Linked DNA regions of Homo sapiens: all the other regions are linked to region 4. A link is a loop called in an ENCODE intact Hi-C map of the cell type or tissue named here. Cell type or tissue: psoas muscle. All regions are shown on one strand.

Region 1 (4,000 bases), 600 kb before region 4:
GGCGGGGTGCAGAGGAGACTCCCTGAGCGCTGGAGCGGGGAGAGCCAGGGCGGGGGCCAGGCGCCGCAGTCCCGGACGAGGCCCGAGCAGCTCCTGCGCGTTCCGCAGCAGGCCCAGCAGCGTGTGCGCCAGCGAGCGCAGCTCTGCGGACCGGACAGGAGTCGGAGCGGCGGTCAGAGGCTGGCCAGGCCCCCTCCCCTCTGCCCCCCGTCCGGGTCCGGGTGAACAGAACTGACCGCATCGCCGCCGGCGCTGCAGGCACTGCTGGTGCGCCAGGCGCGCACAGGCGCCCTGGGACCCCGGGCACAGGCGGGCATAGAAGGCGCAGAGCCGGGCGGCGTCTGCCTGCAGCTCCTGGGGGGGGTCCCAGGCCAGAAGCTCCCTGCAGCTGGGCTCGCGGCTGGAGGAGGCTGCTGCGGGCGGGACAGGGGTCAGCTCACCCTCTGTTTGGGGCCCTAGCCCCCTCACTCCTTCCCCGGAAGGAGACAGGCTTTCCCGAGGCAGAAGGGAGCTGGGAATGGGCATGGGCCGGGTGGAAACGGGCTTGTCCCACGGTTGTCCGTTGGGGCACTGGGGACGGGGCATTGGAAAGAGGGCGCTCACCGCTCATCTGCTCCTGGAGCCAGTCCTTGAACACTGCCACGCGGGTGTAGACCCCGGGCTTCCCTGGCTCCCCGCAGCCGTCCCCCCAGGAGGTGACTCCGAACAGGACCTCTCTAGGGCGGGGGCCAGGCTCAGAACAGGTCAGGGGGCCTCCCGAGTCACCCTGCGGGGCCAAGAGAGAGGACGCTGCATTCACCTGCCCCCTATGACGCCTGCCTTACGCCTGGCAGGTGTGAGCTTGCCACTTGTGTCCATTTTAGGGATGAGGACAGAGAGGCTCAGAGAAGTCGAGTGACAGACAGACGTGGAAGGAAAAGAGGCCGTAGTGGCCCTGGGAAGGCTCAGCCGGCCTTTTCTCATCAGACTGGGTTCATACCTGGCACGAGTCAACGCCCCCCGCCAGGTACCCGGCGCAGAGCATGGTGCTGGGGCGCAGCCCGGGCCCCAGGGCTCTTCGGCAGGTGTCGGTGCTGAGCAGGGGAACACGGGCCTCTCTCACTGCTTCAGCCTCAGGCCCGTCTGCAGGGAAGGGGTGGAAGGCTCAGGTTTGGAGGGCAAGAGCCCCGCCTTGAGGGTCCCCTTCCCACCACCCCCCTTGATTCCTCCCCCTTTGAAAGAGCAGGCAGCATTTTTCCAAGGCAACCCGGCCTCCCTACACTCTATTACCTCGGACCCCCAGTTCTTCCCACCACGCGCCGGCTCACCCACGCCCAGTACCTTCGAAGAGGGCGCCCCAGCCCGCGATGGCGCAGGCGGTTCCGGCAGGGGGCTCCTGGGGCTCCTGGGGCAGGCACACGGGGCGCGCCGATCCCCCCGGGCTCACCGGCGTCCACAGCTGCACCAGGGCCAGGTCGTTGTGGAAGGTCCGCGGGTCAAACTGAGGAGGGGGAGGCGGCGCAGGGTCAAGGAAGCACGGGTGGGGGTGCGGTGCCCAGCCTTGGGGGCCTGGGGACTGCCTTCTCACCTTGGGGTGGGGCAGGATGCGGTTCACTGGCACCTCCTCCGCTTGCTCCCCCCGGGACCCCTCTGCCAGCGTCACAGTCCACAGAAGCTCATTCGGGGCGCTGCGGGTCGAGCGGCAGCTGAGACGCAGGAAGGACAGGGGCACACCCCGCAGGCCCCTCGGAGACCCTGCCCCTCCGCCCGCATGCCGGGCTTTCTCCACCTGGGGGCACGGAGGGCGGGCCGGGGAGGGGTCCCGTCCCAGAGGGGGCGAACTCGCCCGGCCGTGCCACCCCCTCCGGGCTGGCATCCTGGCGGGGCGGGCGCGGCGCCTTGAGATGGGGAAGCCCGGGGCCGGCCGCCGCCAGGGGGCAGCAGAGACCACCTTTCCCGCGCGTCGCCCGCCGGACAACCCGGCAGGTGCGGGGCCCAGCGCCGGGGACCCCAGCTGGGCAAGGCCTGGGGGTCCTACTTACCCTACAAAGCAGTGCGCTGCCGTGAGCACCCAGGAGGCCGCTACCAGGACGCCGCCGCACAGAGGCTGCCCGCCGAGCTGCAGCCTCACCAGCCAGGGCCAGGCCCCGGGCGGCGCCGCGCTGCCCCCCACGATGCGGCCGTGGGCCCGCGTCACATTGGCAGTGCTCGGACGCCTCTCGCCGCACGGCCCTAGAAAGGGGCAAGGGGTGTCACGAGGGACATGTTCTGGCCATCCTCGCCTTCGAGGCCCACCCGGCTCTCAGGCCTGCCCCCTCGAGCCTTTTCAACCTCACCTGGCTCAGGTGGGTCCTGGAGGAGAGCTTGAGGCCTGGGGCGCCCAGATCCTGCAGAGAAACAGACCTTTGAGTCTCACTGCTGCCCTCTCGCCTGTCCTCACCCCAGGCTGGGCCGAGCCTCTCTCTCCCCATCTCTCCTTTCGCGCTCAGCCCTCCAGCCCACACGGGTTCTATTTCAGCAACCATGAACTTCTCCTGGTCACCACAGGAGCCCAGAGTGTTTCCGCCTCCCTGCCTTTGCACAGGCCATGCCCCAAGCCTAGCGTGTCCTTTCCACTCGGAGAGACAGACCTTCACAAACGTAGTCTAGGTTGCGGCCCAACACAGTCTCTGCCCCCAAGAGGAGAGTGAAGACTGAAGGGAAGGGACAGAGGCAGCAGAATGGGCCCAGGGTAGGCAGCAAGCTCACTGGGGCACGGGGGGCAGGGTGGGCACCTCGGCACTCGTGCGATCTGTGCTGGATCTCCATCGCCACTCGGTTTATTGCCCACTGGGCGCTCCTCTGGGCTGCCTGCAACGCCTGAGTCCCCTGGGCCGACAGAACTGCTGGGACAGGGGGCACACAATCATGCGTGGTTGGGGAAGAGCCTCAGCCTCATCCTCCTGGCCCCAGCCCTGAGCCCTGCCTCGGGAGACCCACCAGCCTGGGACAGAATGAGGAGGCAAGTGAGCCCCGGGGACGCTGGGCCCAGCACTCAGAGCCCGTGCTCCCAGGTTCTCAGCCCAAGATGTCTCCCTAATTCAACTGAGCTGGACTGGGATCTTTGAAAGGTGCTTTTCCTTAACAATTTTTTTTAAAGACACCACCCCAAAGATACAGACATCGCAGAACTCAGCTTTATTGACTGAAAGTAGCTGTGTTTGAGTGGCCCACCTTCGGCCGGGACAGCCAAGGGCAGGGTGCTGCCCCGGGCCGTTTCTCTCTGCTTCTTGGGGCCTTCTCTCCATTCCTTTCGGCATGCTCAACAGCTCCCCTTCCCTTTCCCGCCACACCCCTCCTCTCCCACCTATATCTCAGTTCTTGGCCCCTTCTCGCAGCAGGGTGGGCAGAAGGAGCCAAAGGTCCTTATGAGTGGGGGTGACAAGCTCTTCTGTCCCCGCCCGCCCAGGGTCCCACTTCCTCTACATTCCTCCCAACCCCGCGGCTCTCGGGCCAGCCTGGACTTACCTTGCAGGGCGCTGGGGGGCAGGCGTGTGTACAGTGGGTGCCCGTGGGCAAACCATGAGCTTGGGAGGGGTAGCAGCAGCAGCACAGCCAGCAGCATGGTGACCAGGAGCTGGGGTGAGAGACCCCTGTCCTCTCTCCTCCTCGGAGTCCACCTTCCGGGTGCCTATCCTTTGGTGCCCGCCTTCTGCTGCCTTTCGGCCCCCGGGCACTGAATTCTTGTCCCTCAAATCATCTGACCCCGTTCTCTTACATCAAAATTACCCGCCTCCCTGGTCAGCCCTCACCTGGCCCTTAACTCCTAGGAGCCCACAGGGGAATGGGGCTGCAGGGTCTTTATAGAGGACAGCCTGGGGGAGGGGTGCACGGGAGGGTGGCCAAGACTGGGGGAGGAGTGGGGTAGTGGGCTTGACCTTCACCTCTGAAGTCTCATCATCCCAGCTCCGAGCCCCCCTTCTGTCAAAGGAGCCCTTGTTTCTGCGGCTCCATCAAAGGGGCCAAGACAGGGAAGAAGGGC
Region 2 (4,000 bases), 220 kb before region 4:
GACCATGAGTATATGGAAAGATGTTCAACCTCATCAGTAATTAGGAAAAAAATAACAAAAATCACCCAACGATTATCACTATTTTTACCCACCTGGCTGGCAAAAATGAGTCTAACAAGTGTAAATAAGAATGTGGAGCAATGGAACTGCATACACACTGCTGGCAGGACTAAAAATGGGTACAATCACTTTGGGAATGGTTTGGCTAGAAAGTTGTAAAGTTAAACATGTACCTATGTATGATTCAGTAATTTCCTTTTTAAGTAGAGTCTAGAAAAACTTTAGTTAATGAGCACTGGAACGTTTTCAGGAGCAAAATCCTCTGTTCAACCCAAATGTACATTGCTAAATTATGGTATATTTCAGAAAATGGAAATATTATCGACTAAAATGAGTGAAATATGTGAGTATATTTTAGAAACATGTTAAATGAAAAAAGGCAAATGATAGAAGAATATATATAACACGGTATTTTGTAAAGGTTCAAAAACAAGCAAAACAAAATAACATTTAGGGTTATAAATATGGGTAAATTTTTTTTTAAATACATTTTCATTAGTATATTTGAGATGGTGGTTACCTCTGGGGAAAAAATTATGGTTTAGGATACAGGAGAACAGACAGGGAACTTGAACAGTATTGGTGATGTTATACTTCTTAATCTGGTTCATGAGTTCATGGGTTGGTTTTAGTATTAGGTTTCAAAAATTATAGAAGTGTTACATATATTCTTTTTCCTGTGAAATATGCTTTGTAATTAAAGTTGATAAATATTTTTAAAACAATATTTTAGTCAAATGTATACCAAAACCTTAATAGTGATCGTTTCCGGGGGTGAAACTCTGGGAAATTTTCATTTTCAATAGTACACATTTGAATAAATTTAACAGTAAATATTCAATATGTATGTATTTGGAAAAAATAAAATTTAGAAATGTTTGTTAATTTGATATTTCAATAATAGTTGTAAGAGAGAAAGTTTTCCTCCATAGAGTTATTTATAATGATCACCACTTCAATTTTTCTTCACTAGAGCTCCTCCATGAATACTGCTGCCATTCACAAAGAATGACATTCCAACTGAGTCCTACTGTAAAATTAATCTGAATGGCACTGCAACAATATTCCCAACTTCCTACATATGATAGGTGGGGGCCTTGGGAAACATATAAACATTCTATATAAATAAGCATCAGATCTACTATCCTGGGTGATATGCCTATTAAAAACGTACTGAGGAAAGGGACCAGCTACAGACAGAAAAAAATATAACAAGAAAGTCCTTCAAATTGGCCTCTTTGCCTTAAAGAAAACAGGAACATTAAATAGTCAAGATTAGTGTTCTCAGCCATTCATCATCTTTCCTCTACTAAATATTCTTATAAACTCCTAGTCTTACAACTAGACGATATTTAGAAGACAGTCATGCACTCTTGCAGTGATTACCACTATCGTATTACTACTCTTAAATACATGCTCTCATACATGTTGGTCCAATGTTGGAAACTCCATGCAAACAGATATAATGGCATCACAGCCCTGAGAATGTACAAGTGGGGAACAATCAAACATCAACTATACCGAGGGCCCAAACTTCCAACAATACAAAGTAAAAACGAAGTGTGGCAAATACACTTGTCTTTGGCTGTATATTTTATGTATTATTTTCTATAATCAGGAGAGGGAACGAGTTATTTTCGCTTCTTATGGCTCAGTACTATGACACAGCAGAAAGTAGCACTTAAGGAATAGGGACTTCAGGAACGGTGTTTTTATCAGTGAAAATAGATAAAAGCATGGAGAAAAGAAGTAAGAGTCAACAATACTGAGTTATTTAAGAAAAGGTCTTGAAATTTAAGAGTGAATTGGTGTTGATATGAAGAAAGCAAAGAGGAAGCTGAAAGGATTTAATGAGTATAAGAGGAGGTTGATGGTTATCTAAGGTCCTCTAACATCATAATATTTTCAAGAAGGTGCACTAGAAATTGCAGTTGAAGATGGCGACTTTGGAAGAAGTGCCAAAACTGCATGCAGTGCTCATCAAGGAAAGGAACAATTTGGTAACCTAAGCCTGGATCAGGATCATTCTCCTCCATTCCTTTAACTTTTGCTCTGCCTTGACCAGGATTTTCTCAGTGTTGAAGACACAGCTTTTTCCAAAGCTGATCCTTACAGGCCACCAGGTGGAGCCCAACAGTCACAAAAAAAGAGCCCCCTCCTCAGCCTGATTTGCTTTTTGCCTCCTAGCCGGCCAGGTCCATACCCCTTGAAAAGAACATACAAACTCTATAGATCTGGTAATGCGAGTCCATAGCATTATATAACTTGGTTTCTCCCTCAGAGCTATCTTTAAAGAACATGCTCTCAAAAAGGTGAAATATTCCTTTTGCAAAGGGAAAGATTGGATACAGTTATTTTTCAGTTTGCTAATCTTGGAGCCTATGCTTCAATGAAACAAACTAATTTCTTCTGTTTGTTTTTTCTATCAATCTAGTCATGGTTTAATTTTCCTACTAATTACAATTCAATGTATTTAATGTAATTTAATGACCACCTCTTCAATTCCTATCTACCCTGTAAGAAACTGAGTATCTATCAAAACTGAATGGAATGTAAAAGTATTTGCTTCCATGGGTCAATAAATATTGCTGACTGGCTAACAACCACCACAAGGTGAAAAGCTAGGAGACAAAGGTGATACCAGAACAGACCTCCACCCCCTACTTCCCATCTCTACCACAGTCCTCTAAGGTCAGAATTTCCCTTCCTCTGCTTTCACCTCACTCCGTCATCTGCTCCAATGGAACCTGCTGTCCTTCACACTCATTAAAGCCAGCAGCACTGTGACCCATTCTCTGTTTCTCATTTCCACAGCCTCCCATTAAGCCTAGGCAATCCCATGTTCAACCAAGAACTTCTCAGCCTGTAATGACCTATTCATTTTTCCTCCTCCTCCTCCACCCCTCAAAACCACCAGACTTTGCTTGATAAAATAATATAAATGTGTCAATTTGCTCTAGGTCGATTCATGTCACATATCTTCAGCTAGCCTTCAGTGTTGCCAAGAAACACTATTAAGTTCCTCACGGTAGCTGCTGTAAAACGTTTCCATTTTATTCAAGACTTACCCTTAAATAGTCAAGAAGAAACCATGACAAATCTGGGAGAAAGTGACCATGCTATCTCTACGCTCAAGACATCCCGGAAAGAGAAGCTGGAACTGTAAACTCTAGACTGAGGATACCAGATTTCCCAAAGGGCTGAGAAAATATAGGCATGAATTCCACTGCAAGAGTTTCTAAAGGGAAAGATGATTTAAGAGGTTGGGAAGCTCTTAAAACTGTAAATCTGATTATGTAATTGCAGATCATTCCAGCGAAGAAACCAATGTGGCTTTTTAATTATCCTGGACTAGAGTGTAGTACTAAATATTAAAGGTACTAAATATGTTGTAATGTATAACAAAAAACAGTGATCCCTAAAAGCTAGCAAGGGTTCACTTGGGTTTTGATAGCATTACAGAACAAGATTCATAAAAATGTGGGCGATGTGATGTATAGAGAGGTGAACAAGGTTCAACTGAGATCTCTCATGACAATTCTAAGAACAAGATAGAAAATAACTTTATAACAACTGGAAGTCTCCAATGTTGTAATACTCTTTGAGCTGCCCCTAAATGGTGGCCCCAAGGCAGCACTAGGGTGTCAGAGAAGCAATGCTTACAGCAAAGGGGAGGCCAAGCTCCATGTCCTACCTAAGGATCCTTCCAAAGCTACTAACATCATATATTCTATTAATGTGTGCATTCTATTCAATCCTTCTGTTAAATATCTGTGCCTTCTCAATTTGGCGTTCTCCACCTGAGTTTTTATACTTGTTGTATGCCATTGTCAAGCATGGACTTTGAAGTCATAGAACCTTAGTTCTCATCATTTTCTGTTCCAAATTACTCCTTGTGTGTTTTCTAGCTTGATTCATGGTGCAACATCTTCCTAGTCAA
Region 3 (4,000 bases), 400 kb before region 4:
CCAAGTCCCTGTCTTGCCCAGCACCCCCATGGTCTCCCTGCACCAGTTGGTCTACACCGCCTTCTCCTCTGACTGGTTAGCTCCTGTGCTGGCTCTCCCAGAGGGGGACCCTGGAGAGCAGGGAAGCACCCATCTATTAAATAATTCACTGCAGCAGCCCCAGAGCTCAGCAGCCCACCCAATCCAGAGAAGGCACCGAGGAAAGATCTCTGCTGAATGACAGGATGCCTGGAACACTCGGGCAGCCCAGGCTGTAAGAGGGCACCATGCTCGCCCAGGGCATGGGAACCCTGGGGCCCCAGCTCAGCCCCTGCTCTGAGGGCTCCCTGAGGCATGTGGCAGTGGTGAGTGGACCAAGGACCCCACAGTCCCAGGAGTGCTGGGCTCCCTTCTCCTCTGGGGACGGTGCCTTGTTGGAGGGAAGCCTCCCAACAGGGTCTCTGAGGGTAGACAGGACAGTCTGAGGCAGCAGGAGGGAAGCCCTCACCAGAGGACAGGGCAGGAGTGGGGATGGGGTGAGACCCCAGAGTCACCCTTTCAGGGGCTGCTGCTCTGGCTTTGCAGCACTTGGGTGTCTGTCATTAGACTCAACAGTCACTGTGAATGGATGTGGCTCCCCACAGAAGGACTGAGCAGGCCAAGGTCCCAGACTGAAGGAGCGGGGACCGATAGGCGATGTGGGACATGAACCAGGCAAAGGCTGGGGGGCTGGTATCACACAGCACTGAGGTCAGCACCACTGACCCTACCACCAAATCTGGGGCAGGAGGCCACGCACTTCTTTTTCCCGCCTTTGGTGGGACAAGAAGATCACACATGTGCACAAGAGCTGGAGCCTGTTGTGATGGGCCAGCCTTGGGCATGTCCTCATGCCTTGGTGACCAGGACCCTCTTCATGGGGAAAGCCGCCCCCTCAGGGAGACATGGGGCTATCGGGGCCTTGACCAGCCTGGGGGGACTCTGCCTTCCCTGCCTTTCCCCAGCCTTCATGCCCAGCCCTGAGCTTTCCCCTTGAGTGAGAGAGATCAGGGAGGAAGCTCCCGCAGGCCTGGCTGCAGCCAGAACCCTGCCATCAACTTCCCTTCCTGGAGGTGTGAGTAGTGCTGCGGGTGAGCCTCGTCATCTGGCCATGCTCGTGGAAAGAAAGCCAGCCACCGAGAGAGAGAGCCCTGGCATATAGAGCCCCTCCTCCACCCAGGGTGGGCCTGCCAGGGCAGACGTGTGGCTGTGCTCTGCCAGGATGTCCTGAGAGCATATCTGCCTCCCCAGGGAGCCTGAGATGCAGAGGAAGAAGGGCTGGGAAATGCCCCAGGAGGGCAGGCACCACCTGGAGAGGAGGGAAGCCAGCCCAGCACCCCTAGCGCCTCCCCTGGGGACTAGTGGGGACTTTTTTGGGCTGGCTCATGGCACACAGTAAGGCAGGTGACAGCTGGGATGTGTGACCACAAGGATCAAGCTTCAGCCTGCCCTTCTACCACACAGGACACCCAGCAGGTAAAAGGAGGAGCATCCATGTTGCCCTCTGGGTGGCAGTAACGGCCTGTGATGTGCCACCCCACCTCCCAGCCCTAATCTGTGCTTGTGCCCACCACTTCCTGCCAAAAACCCTGTGTTCAAGCCCTTAACCCACTACAAGTCTCCCAAGCCCAGGTTTGACTCTCAGCTCCACAACTTTCTTGCCGTGGGATTCTGAACAAATCACAGAGCCCTCCCCATCCTCTGTCTCAAATGCAGGACAGGGGTCACAATGGCACCTGCTCAGGGCTGTCATGGACGCAGAGAAAACAGGTTCTGCACTGGCAGGCCCTCTGCCTGATGCATTGAAAGCCCTCAGGACGCAGGCACTGTTCTCCTGTTGCCCCACCTGCCCCCCACATGGCCAGCTGGGGGTCTCCTCAATATGCCCTGTGATTTTCATCCCTGCCATCAATCTGTGTTCCTCAATTCTTTTGAAGCCTCCCTGAAAAGCAGGCTGCAGTCCCCCACATGAACACTGACTGTTCTAGGCTCACCTGTATCACTGTCTGGTGCCATTAGACTGTTCTTATTCGGATTTCATAATAAGATATTGTGAACCCAAGAGGAATCAAAATTCCTGCTTGAAAAATAATCTGATACTGGTCAGGCCATCAGCACGGAAATACTTCAGATGCACACAATCATGCGTACTTTTGCCCTCTCACTCCATAAAAACTACTATGTGCCAGGCACGGTTCTGGACTTTTCTCCCCATGCAGTCGGACAATCCTCCTGGGCAGGAGCATCCAGGCAATTCTGTGGTGCCTGCTTTCCCCTCCAGCCCAGCTGCAGGCTTGCCGGAAGAGGGACAAGTGTAGCCTTAGGCCCGACCCTGGGCTGCATTTTGCAGTGTGGCCAGCAGGAGGCAGCATGACCCCATAGCGGGCAGCACTGAGGCTGCAGGCTAAGGAGGCCACCAGGCGGGCAGGGTGAAAGAGCAGGGCTGTGTGAGGTGGCCCCTGGTTACTCCTCTGTGCCCATGCCCCACCCTCTATGGGTTTAGGAATTGAATATCTGGGGGCCTCTCAGGGCTGAGCCAGGCTCCTGCTCTCAGTTCCTGCAGGCGCTCTCCACATCCCTTCTCATGGTTTTCAGTAAACACGAGGACAAGGACAGGAGGGAGGGGACAGGGAGAGGGTGGGGCCGCTGTGGAAGCCCCTGCCAAGACCACAGACCTCAGGCAAGCTGCTTCCCTGGCAACTCCGCTACCTGCTCTCCCTGGACCCCCAGCACAGTCCCAGGAGTCACCTCTGCCCTCGACAGTGAACAAGTGCACTCTTGGTGACCTTGAACGTGAAGCCTGGTGAGGCTATGGAGGAGAGGCCCACCTTGCCAGGGCCCTTGGTGTGGCTGAGTCTCTGCTTCCCTTGCCGTCTCAGCCTCTCCCTCCCTCCTGGGGCTGGGAGTCAGGACAGCACCTGTGGAGCTCTGGCCCAACTAGTTAGGCCACATTAAGCAGGGACCCAGACAAAGGTCAAGGGCACTGAGGAGGGAGCTAGCACCACAGAAAGTCCACTTCCCAGGTGCAGCCTTGGCCATGATGTTTGAGGACAGCTGCAGGGGCTGTTTGGTGCCCTCATGTCCTTCTGATGCTGCAAGTAGCAGATGGGGGCAGAGTGAACAGGTAGGCTATGAGTAGGAGTGAATGAAGGTGGGGCTGACCCCTGGCTCTGGCGGTGGCACCCTGGGGTGGCTGGAAGGTGGGTCCCCAGTGGAGTTTGGGGACAGAAAGGTGCAGGCCAAGCCCAGCTGCCAGCAGCCAGAGTTGCACCGAGTTCAGTATTCGCCATTGCAAATGGGACCTGGCACCACGGGTCAGAGAACTGAGCTGGACGGTGCAGGGTGGGTGGGGTAGGGAAGGTGGGAGTCAGGGCTCTCATCTGCGGCCAGCACAGGCTCCACAGTCCCCCACCCTGTCAATTCCCTGGTGGGCCAGCAGGTGGCGCCCAGCCTCTTTCTCCCCAAGGTCCTGGGATGGGGAGGCTCCAGCTTAGAGCCTAGGCGCTCCTATGGGAACCCAGGGCCAGAGATGACCCGGTCAGCAGGGCCCTCTCCCCTGACCTCCTCCCTCCCTCTCCTGGGGAGCTGTGCTAGGTGCACAGCCTAGGCAGCCAAACCTCCGAAACGCCCCCAAGCTATCCTGGGTGGTCAGGTTGAGCCGCTCCACACTCTGGGCCACGGGAGCCCCGAAGGGCGCAGAGTGGGCACTGGGGCTGCTGGACGGGAGGGCGCCCTGCCCCCTGCCCTGGCCTCATACCTTCCTCCTCTGATGTGGGCACTGGCCCTAGTGTCACCCCACTCCTCCCAGCACCAGGGGCACAGGCGTGAGATCACTGGGCCCTGCGGGGGATGGGGCGCTGGAGCTCAGGGACTGCCTGACAACTGCTTTCCGAGGGGCTGGGAATGGCTGCCAGCCAGCATCACCTTCCAGAACAGCAAGCTAAGGCCTCGGAGACGGGGGCCTTGGATCCAGGCCTGGCAT
Region 4 (4,000 bases):
CCATCCTCTGCCTCCCCAACCTAACGACGTCGCTGTGGTCTGCGCTCCCGCCCTGACCGGCAGGTGAAAGGCGGAGCTGCAATGCCATCCCGCGGCTGTCAGGTGCCCAGGGAAGAGTTTGGCGACAAGCAGGGCTGCGTGGATTTCGGGCAGCGCCAACTTTATGCCTGTATGACTTTGGGCAAGTGACTTCATTCCTCTGAGCCTGTCTTTGCACCTGCAAAGAGGGCTACGTATCCCTTCCAGGTAGAGTGAGTGCGATGAGGACCTAGTGGGTGCACAGGGCACCAGGCGCACCGATGCTCGGCAGGCCAGGGCGCGCGCTCGCTGCAAATGGAGTTCCCCTGTGCGCTCAGCTCTGCAGCTCCAAGTGCAGCCTGGAGCGAGCCCGCCGAGCCGCGGGATCCCTCCGGGGTGGGATAAGGGAGGGGAGCCCCCGCGGCCCCCTCCCGGCCCTCGGCGCGGCCGCGTGCGTGGTGTCATTGGCCCGGGCGGCCCGGTGGGCGGGAGGATGACATCAGCGGCAGGTTGGATTATAAAGGCGCGAGCAGAGTCACGGGCTCAGAGCGCACCCAGCCGGCGCCGCGCAGCACTGGGACCCTGCTCGCCCTGCAGCCCAGCCAGCCTGCTCCGCATCCCCCTGCTGGTCTGCCCGCCGACCTGCGCGCCCTCGCTGCCGCCCGTGTGCGCCCCTCGACCCCAGCGGCACCATGCATCTCTCCCAGCTGCTGGCCTGCGCCCTGCTGCTCACGCTGCTCTCCCTCCGGCCCTCCGAAGCCAAGCCCGGGGCGCCGCCGAAGGTGGGTGCTGTCGTGGGGACGCCGAGCCTGGGAGAGGCGTGGGAGGCTGGGGGCTTGGAGAATGCGGCGCGCAGGACCCAGGAGAGAGGGAAGGCAGGCGGCTGTCTCCTCCGAGATGCGCGTGGGCGAGAGCCGGGGAGCCCTCGAAGCGCGGATTCGGGGGTCCACTTCTCCAGCCTCCGGAGAACATCGGCCCATGCGCAGCCCCCTACCCCAGTGTGGCCTGCCCGGCGAGCAGCAAAGGGAGGGCAGGGGGCTTCCGGAGGGAGCGGCGAAGGCGGCCGCGTGGCAGGTGGATGCGGGGCCAAGCTGGCCGGCATCGGTGGGGGCGGCTCTGGGCTTGGGAGGGACACCCCGCGCCGGCGGGCGCGTGGGGCTGGAGCATCAGAGTCCCCCGTGCTGCAGCCGCGTGTCCCTTCACCTGCCCGCTCTTTCCTCGGACAGGTCCCGCGAACCCCGCCGGCAGAGGAGCTGGCCGAGCCGCAGGCTGCGGGCGGCGGTCAGAAGAAGGGCGACAAGGCTCCCGGGGGCGGGGGCGCCAATCTCAAGGGCGACCGGTCGCGACTGCTCCGGGACCTGCGCGTGGACACCAAGTCGCGGGCAGCGTGGGCTCGCCTTCTGCAAGAGCACCCCAACGCGCGCAAATACAAAGGAGCCAACAAGAAGGGCTTGTCCAAGGGCTGCTTCGGCCTCAAGCTGGACCGAATCGGCTCCATGAGCGGCCTGGGATGTTAGTGCGGCGCCCCCTGGCGGCGGTGAGTACGGCCCACCCGACGCCCAGCCCCAGCCCGGCCCGGGACCGCCCGCCGCCCAGCCGGCCTTCGGAGGCGCGCGAGCCGCCTTTGCTCAAGTTGTGCTAGGCGTTTGCCAGCCGCCCCCTTTATTATCCCACTTTACAGACAAAGAAAGCGAAGGATAACGTGATCGGGGAACTTTGGCAAGGTCAGAAACGGCTCAGCCTGGTTGAACCCACCTGGCTTCTTCTGGAGAAGCAGAAACAGGCTTGGTGGTGTCTCACCCACCCCTGAACCGTAGCTGAACTAGCAGCACTGGCCCCTATTGGCCAGCTGGTGGGGGGATTGAGAGGAGATCATGGGTTTGTGGGAGCAGAGAAGGAAGGTTACACCCACAAGTCCAGGGGACATCGATCATCTGCTGGCCACCATGCCCCCTGTAGTGAGAGTAGCCCTCTGCTGGCACTGTCAGAGCGCCCTTCTGCCTGGGACACTCCGATTCCTGTCCCTTCTCTAAACCCAGGCAGTGGGCAAACTGGTCTGTCCAGGGTCCTGAGGCAGCTGCAGCCTGGTGGCTTCGGGGGTGAATCTCAGTGCTTGTGGCACTATTTCAGGGAATAGGAAAGACACTAAAGTAAATATTATTTGCCCCAGCCTCGAACTCAACACGTCCCAGAGTCCCTCACCAACCCTGTCCCGACCCAACCGGTGCTCTGGGCTCCGTTTCTGGTGTGGGGTCTCACCCCGCACTAGGGCTGGAAACCTCTGCCCTACCGCCACCCCCTGCCGGGTGCCGCGTGGTGGTAATTTACTGCTGCAGAGAGCCTCACCTCTCCTCTTTCCCTCCTCTCTATTCCTGCCGCCTGCCCGTGCCCACTGAATAACATCCCAGCCTCTGACATTGACAGTCATGTGCGTTAGGATCAGGCTTACCTGGCTTTCTCGCTTTCTTGCCTCCAGCTCAGCAGCTGCCACTGCCTGTCCCACACCTTGACTGTCCCATCCCAGGCTACGGGCAAGCTGCTGTCTCCTCCCCAGAAACCCTTGTCAGTGTCGGATCTTCTCCCGGAGGGAAACAAGAGCGCCTGTCCAGCACACTGTCTCTTTTTTACAGTACAGAACACTTTTTCACAGTTTGTGAACCCATTCACCTCTCCATATTGAACAGCTTAAGGGCGAAGTGCTGGCCTAAGGCACTCTAGGACCCACTGCACCCCGAACAGACTCGTGGAAATATTTGTCAATGACCAGAGAAACCAGCACACCCTGGCCCATGGCCACTCCCACCTGCCCGAGGTTTTAACCAGTGCCCTTCCTCTCTTTGCAGCCAGACCTCACTCGGCTGTGGGCCTCTCCCCAGTTCTGCAAAGGCTGTAGTTGTCTGTGATCTTGACTCTCCCCTGCACAGGGAGAAGAATGATTCTGACACTTGGGGACCAGCCTTCAGTAGCTACCCTTGGAATGCCTTTGCTCTCTTCTCTCCTGTCTAAACAACAAAGAGACGGAGTCTGAGGCCTCAAATTTTCAGTTTGATTTAAGCATCAAGTTCAAACTTTAGAACCTGAGCAAATGTTAGTGACTCTCCATTGGTTCGTACCTGGAATGCGCATCCCCACAGGGGCTTTGTTCTTGGGCCTGGATGTCTGTGGTCACCAAGTGATGGCCAAACGGGTGGTGAAAGATGCTGTGTAGGAGGAATCCACATTGTTAAGAATTCTCGACCCCTTTGATCAGGGGGGTTCAATAATCTCCTACCAGCTCTCTTAGCATAGATGAACACTTACCGTCGACACCTTCAACACCGGCTTACGCCCAACACCAGCTGTTTTATTATTATTTGGGAAGGGCGGTGTGGATTTATTATTTGGGATTTTTTAAATGAAAAATAAAAACCCCACCCTCACTGCCCCCCATTCCCAGTGAGAGAGCAGAACATCATTCCTGCAGGCTCCTGGTGACGATGCCCAGGATATATCACTGGGCGTAAAGAGAAAGACAGCTTAGATTTTTCACATTAATGAAAACTCTTTGAGGTTGTGGCTGTTTCTCCACGCAGTGGGTGACCTGGGCTCTAAGCCACCGTAATGATGGTGGTTGATGGTTCTAGGTATTCATTGTAAAATGCTAATGACAGAGACTGGGTGTAGGTGAAACCTGAATGAACACTTTGCCCCTGGGGCCCAGCAACATCACAGACAGCTGTCATCTGTGTAAACTCACGGCAGAGCCAGAGAAGGGAGTGGGGGAGGGTTCATCAAGCCATTCTGGCCCAGGTCCCCTCTGTGCATGCTGTCCTTTGGGAGGGCACTGAACGCCCCTGAAGGCCACCTTCCTTGGGCCCCGGGGCACCCACACACCCATTAGCAGAGAGTTTACCCTAACAACACTCAGAGCCCATGACTGTGCATTTCCCCAAGGCTGGTGTGAGACACCATTTCCTCTGCTCCTGAAGGGGACCTGGACCCA
Region 5 (4,000 bases), 590 kb before region 4:
GAAATTGAGGTTTATTTTATTGTGTTTTGCTTTTCACTTTCTTCTGTGTGCTTTCCTGTGTTACTTGAATTCTTTAAAATCAGCAGGTAGCATTTATACAAATACGAAACATCAAGAGTAAAAAAGAAAAGGACAGGCACCAAGTAGAAATCTTTTCAATAAGACAGTTTATTGATATAATATTTCACCGAGTAAATACTCATTAATGTCAAAAGCTGGTTGAGTAAAGGGAATTTCATGTAGTTCGATGTATTACAATGTATCAAACCTTCATAATAACTGCTTAAGGCAGGTGTCATCAGACCCATTTTACAGATGAGGCCACTGAGGCTCGGAGAAGTTGATTGACCTAGCTGAGACCACACTGCTAGGAACTGGAGAAGAGATGGAAGGCTGTTCTGCCTGCTGCCAGAGGCCACACCCTCAACCTCTGCCCAGCCCTGCCTTGGGAGTCCACAAGTGCCTTCTGACTGCTAACCCTGCAGGGGTTTGCTAAGGTAGCCACACAAAGGTTGAAGCTTCTTGAAATGGATGAAACGGTTGGGGCCGAGGCTTTGTCTTCCCTTGCAGGGGACTCAGCTGTGTGAGGCAGGAGTGGGTGAGGCAGAACAGCTGAGAAGACATATAGGCGTGGGGTTGGGGCCAGCAGATGATGGGAGGGACCTAAAGGGGAGAGGAAGAGGAGAAACCAGAGACACGGGTGCCACCAAAGTTCCTCCAGTGTCCCTTCTGCATCCATCTTGCACCCCCAGACTGGCAACCTCCTCAGAGCCTCTGAGGTTGGAGAGGCCTCGTGGGGGTGCCCCAGCTACTATCTCCTTCTATGTCCAGCTACCAGGCATGGAGCAGGAAGGGGTGGGTGCATAGGTCAGGGGGCCCTCCGCAAGGCCTCACTTACCCTCCTGCTGGGCATGTCCAGCCCCCTGCCCAGAGCTCCCAGCCTCATCACTCAGGGCCAGGTGGAGGCCATGTAGGGTGCAGGGAGAGCTTACAAAGCCAATAAATCCCCCAAGGCAATTACAGTGATGAGCGAGGCATAAACAAGGCGCTTTACCTGCCGCAGCCAACCCTCCCCTGCACACACGTGCGCATGCACACACACGGGAACACACACACACACACATACACACGCACACATGCTGGAGTCAGCCCATTTGCAGGGTAATGGCTTTGCGACAGCAGAAATTATCTGCAGCATTAGAGGCAGCCTGGCCAGGCAGGGCAAGCTGGGGGCGGGGCCTCAGGATGAACCTGGGGGATACTAAGAGAGGAAGCAGGTGCCCGCAGGCTAGGGTCTGGGCCCCTGGAAACACTGCAGGGCTGGGGGGAGTGGGTGCAGGCTGCAAAGGGCTTGGTGAGGGCCAGACCAAGTGGAGGGTCCCTGCCCACCCCTGCCCACAGCTCTTTCCCTTTCGACTTCCAAGGCCTGTAAGTGGGCAGATAACTGGGAGCAGCGGTGTCTCAGGACCTGAAATCATAGCTGAGCAGCCACTTGCTCCTGTCCTGGCCTGAAAGCCACGTCCTTTTCCCTAGCCCCAGGGAGGCCACACTTGGTGGCCTAGAGAGAGGGGCATGGGGTGATTAAGGAATGAAAGGGAGCCCCCGAAAGGAGGATGCGTGTTGCGGGGGTGGTGAGGGGGTGGCAGGGTTTGCCTTAGCTGATTGTTTCCCTCCGTGACTGTCATGGGAATCAGGTCTGGGCTGCCCAGCAGTTCTGGGGAGGAGGGGGCTCCAGAGGAAGGACCTCCTCCTTCCCCAGGTCAGGAAACTGAAAAGAGCCACCACCTGGATCTTCGGAAGAGACCTCTGGCTGCCCGTTTTAGGCCAAGGACAGGAGGGCTAATCTTCCCCTACACCCCTTTAGCCAGCTAGCATTGGTAGGGGCAGCAAAACCAATAAAGAGAGTGGGGCAAGCTGGGCTCCCAGGCCTATGGGACTTTGAGGTTCACAGTGATGTGGGGGTGGCAACAGTCCCAGGGGTCCTTAGCATCCTGCCCCAGGGCTTGGCTAGACCTGGCATCTGCGGTGGGGGTGCTCGCTGGGGAATCATGCCTGTCAGCCTGACAATAAAGCTGGGCTCTGTGACTCTGGCAGCAACGGAGCATCCTGCCCACCTGCGGGCACACCCAGATTGCATTTGCTGAAATAAATTGCTGGAGAAAATAAATCCCACACACATGATTAATGGGAGGCAGGGAGGCAGGCAGCCAGCATGAGGAGCCACTGGGGACAGAGTGACAGTTGGGCACAAAGCCAGCACAGCCACGGGGCCTCCGGGAAAGGGCTGTAGCAACTGTATGGCTACCAGGGTCACTGTGGTCCCTGCCACTGCCACTGCACAGGGGACCTGACCGCGCAGGCTGACAAGGCCCCTGGGGACTCAGGCTGGCCCCCAGCTTGGCTCTGCATCACTGCAGGTGGTGTGGAGGGGCCGATCCTGGGCTTGCTACTGTGACCTGGGCCGGACCACGCCTCCTGGGGACTGGGGACCCCACGGACCAGAGCAGGGAAGAAATCAAGCCAGGATGTTGGCAAGAGGGGTGGGGGTGAGGGGTAAGGACTTCCCAGCTGGCCAGCTGTGAGTCCTTGAGCAAACTACCTCCTGTCTCTGAGCCTCCATCTCCCCATCTGCTCAATGGAGCTAATACCAGGGCCTCCCTCAGAAGGTTGTTGAGGGGCTCAGCTCAGGCCACCCAGCCAAAGCAGCTGCTAGGGTGCTGGGCACACAGGGGGCTGTCCCAGATGACAAAGGTGTGCTCAGCATCTATGACATGCCCATGCTGCACTGAGAACTGGGGCACAGTCCCTGCCCTCATGGAGCTAATAGCCTGGTGGTAGACAAATGGTAAAAAAGTAATAATAGTAAGGACTGGCCGGGTGTGGTGGCTCACGCCTGTAATTCCAGCACTTTGGGAGGCTGAGGCGGGTGGATCACGAGGTCAGGAGATCGAGACCATCCTGGCTAACATGGCGAAACCCCATTTCTACTAAAAATACAAAACATTTAGCCAGGCTACTCGGGAGGCTGAGGCAGGAGAATGGCGTGAACCCGGGAGGCGGAGCTTGCAGTGAGTCAAGATTGCACCACTGCACTCCAGCCTGGGTGACAGAGCAAGACTCTGTCTCAAAAAAAAAAAAAAACCACCAAAAAAAAAAGTAAGGACTACGTAAGTCATCTCAAATGCACACGGCGCTGTGTAGGAGAAGCCTTGAGTGCTGGGGACAGGGGAAGGGGCTTGCTTACACTCTGGAGGTCAGGGCAGGCTTCCTGGGGGAGAGGGCACTGAACACAAGTGAATTTATGGCAAAAATCCAATAGTTTGATTTTGGTGAGTCTGTTGAGAAACAGTCTCATTCATTGCTTTTAGGAGAGTCACAGTGAGAGTTGACAATGCCTACACAAATACCTACCCACAGTACACACACTCTTATTCTCCTTTTAATTTTTATTTTCTCTTAAATGAGACAGGGCCTCATTCTGTCACCTAGGCTGGAGTGCAATAGCGTGGCCACGGCTCACTGTAGCCTTGACCTCCTGGGCTCAAGTGATCCTCCTTCCTCAGCCTCCTGAGTAGCTGGGACCACAGGCGTTTGCCACCATATCCAGCTAAGTTTTAAAATTTTTTATAGAGAAGAGGTCTAGCTGTGTTGTCCAGGCTGGTCTTGAACTCCTGAGCTCAAGAATCCTCATGCCTCGGCCTCCCAAAGTGTCATGCCATCGCACCTGGTCTCACGCATTCTTATTCTTTAGTACTCCCACTTCAGAGCATTTTGTCCTACAGATATGTAGAAAAACACAGTTATAAAATGACAGATGTACAAAGATGTTCACTGCAACATTGACAGAAAGAACAAAAAAGAAAAGTAGCAACAACTCAGGTAGTGATGGAGGAAGGACTCAGTTGAATAAACCGTGTACGAGACTGGGAATGATGACTCATGCCCGTCATCCCAGCATTTTGGGAGGCTGAGGTGGGAACTGCTTGGGGCCAGGAGTTTT

Evidence for each region. Hi-C counts contacts between places; a loop is a spot of excess contacts. Peaks named below come from ENCODE experiments on the same cell type or tissue, not always from the same donor. Only the 100,000 strongest peaks of a DNase experiment are listed, where the experiment ranks them.
Region 1: a loop joins it to region 4, with 4 times the contacts of the local background. A loop is called at or near these places in 16 of 110 quality-filtered maps.
Region 2: it touches region 4 in a loop (11-fold over the local background); 91 of 110 quality-filtered maps call a loop at or near these places.
Region 3: a loop joins it to region 4, with 11 times the contacts of the local background. A loop is called at or near these places in 101 of 110 quality-filtered maps.
Region 5: a loop joins it to region 4, with 2.4 times the contacts of the local background. A loop is called at or near these places in 16 of 110 quality-filtered maps.

Annotation. Positions count from the first base shown.
Region 1 is chr2:232,520,182-232,524,181 of GRCh38, reverse strand. It overlaps PRSS56 (serine protease 56), which reads right to left and starts at 3,794. Exons shown (of 13, transcript NM_001195129.2): 1 at 3,487-3,794; 2 at 2,754-2,861; 3 at 2,316-2,366; 4 at 2,022-2,211; 5 at 1,568-1,667; 6 at 1,321-1,480; 7 at 980-1,122; 8 at 604-766; 9 at 237-410; 10 at 1-143. The coding sequence starts at 3,583. RefSeq lists an enhancer at 32-541 and a silencer at 1,812-2,011. In psoas muscle, a CTCF peak has its summit at 1,919 (motif pointing right); DNase peaks (open chromatin) are centred at 301 and 1,901; H3K4me3 peaks cover 2,399 bases; H3K27ac peaks cover 1,591 bases; H3K27me3 peaks cover 1,172 bases.
Region 2 is chr2:232,140,434-232,144,433 of GRCh38, reverse strand. The region is part of intron 8 of DIS3L2 (DIS3 like 3'-5' exoribonuclease 2); the gene reads right to left. Among named protein-coding and RNA genes, the nearest start is that of MIR562, 30 kb to the left of the region's middle. In psoas muscle, a CTCF peak has its summit at 2,178 (motif pointing right); no DNase peak of the experiment used is centred here.
Region 3 is chr2:232,325,661-232,329,660 of GRCh38, reverse strand. The region is part of intron 14 of DIS3L2 (DIS3 like 3'-5' exoribonuclease 2); the gene reads right to left. Among named protein-coding and RNA genes, the nearest start is that of ALPP, 51 kb to the left of the region's middle. RefSeq lists enhancers at 1-86, 1,181-1,230, 1,301-1,570. In psoas muscle, CTCF peaks have their summits at 2,367 (motif pointing right), 3,261 and 3,461 (motif pointing right); DNase peaks (open chromatin) are centred at 2,370 and 3,480.
Region 4 is chr2:231,922,960-231,926,959 of GRCh38, reverse strand. It overlaps NPPC (natriuretic peptide C), which reads left to right and starts at 564. Exons shown (of 3, transcript NM_024409.4): 1 at 564-800; 2 at 1,245-1,555. The coding sequence starts at 711. The coding sequence ends at 1,535. RefSeq lists silencers at 276-495, 1,451-1,500, 1,581-1,670. In psoas muscle, CTCF peaks have their summits at 677 (motif pointing left), 1,350 and 1,551 (motif pointing left); DNase peaks (open chromatin) are centred at 528 and 1,549; H3K4me3 peaks cover 1,911 bases; H3K27me3 peaks cover 3,915 bases.
Region 5 is chr2:232,509,925-232,513,924 of GRCh38, reverse strand. No RefSeq gene overlaps it. Among named protein-coding and RNA genes, the nearest start is that of PRSS56, 8.5 kb to the left of the region's middle. In psoas muscle, no CTCF peak of the experiment used is centred here; a DNase peak (open chromatin) is centred at 2,264.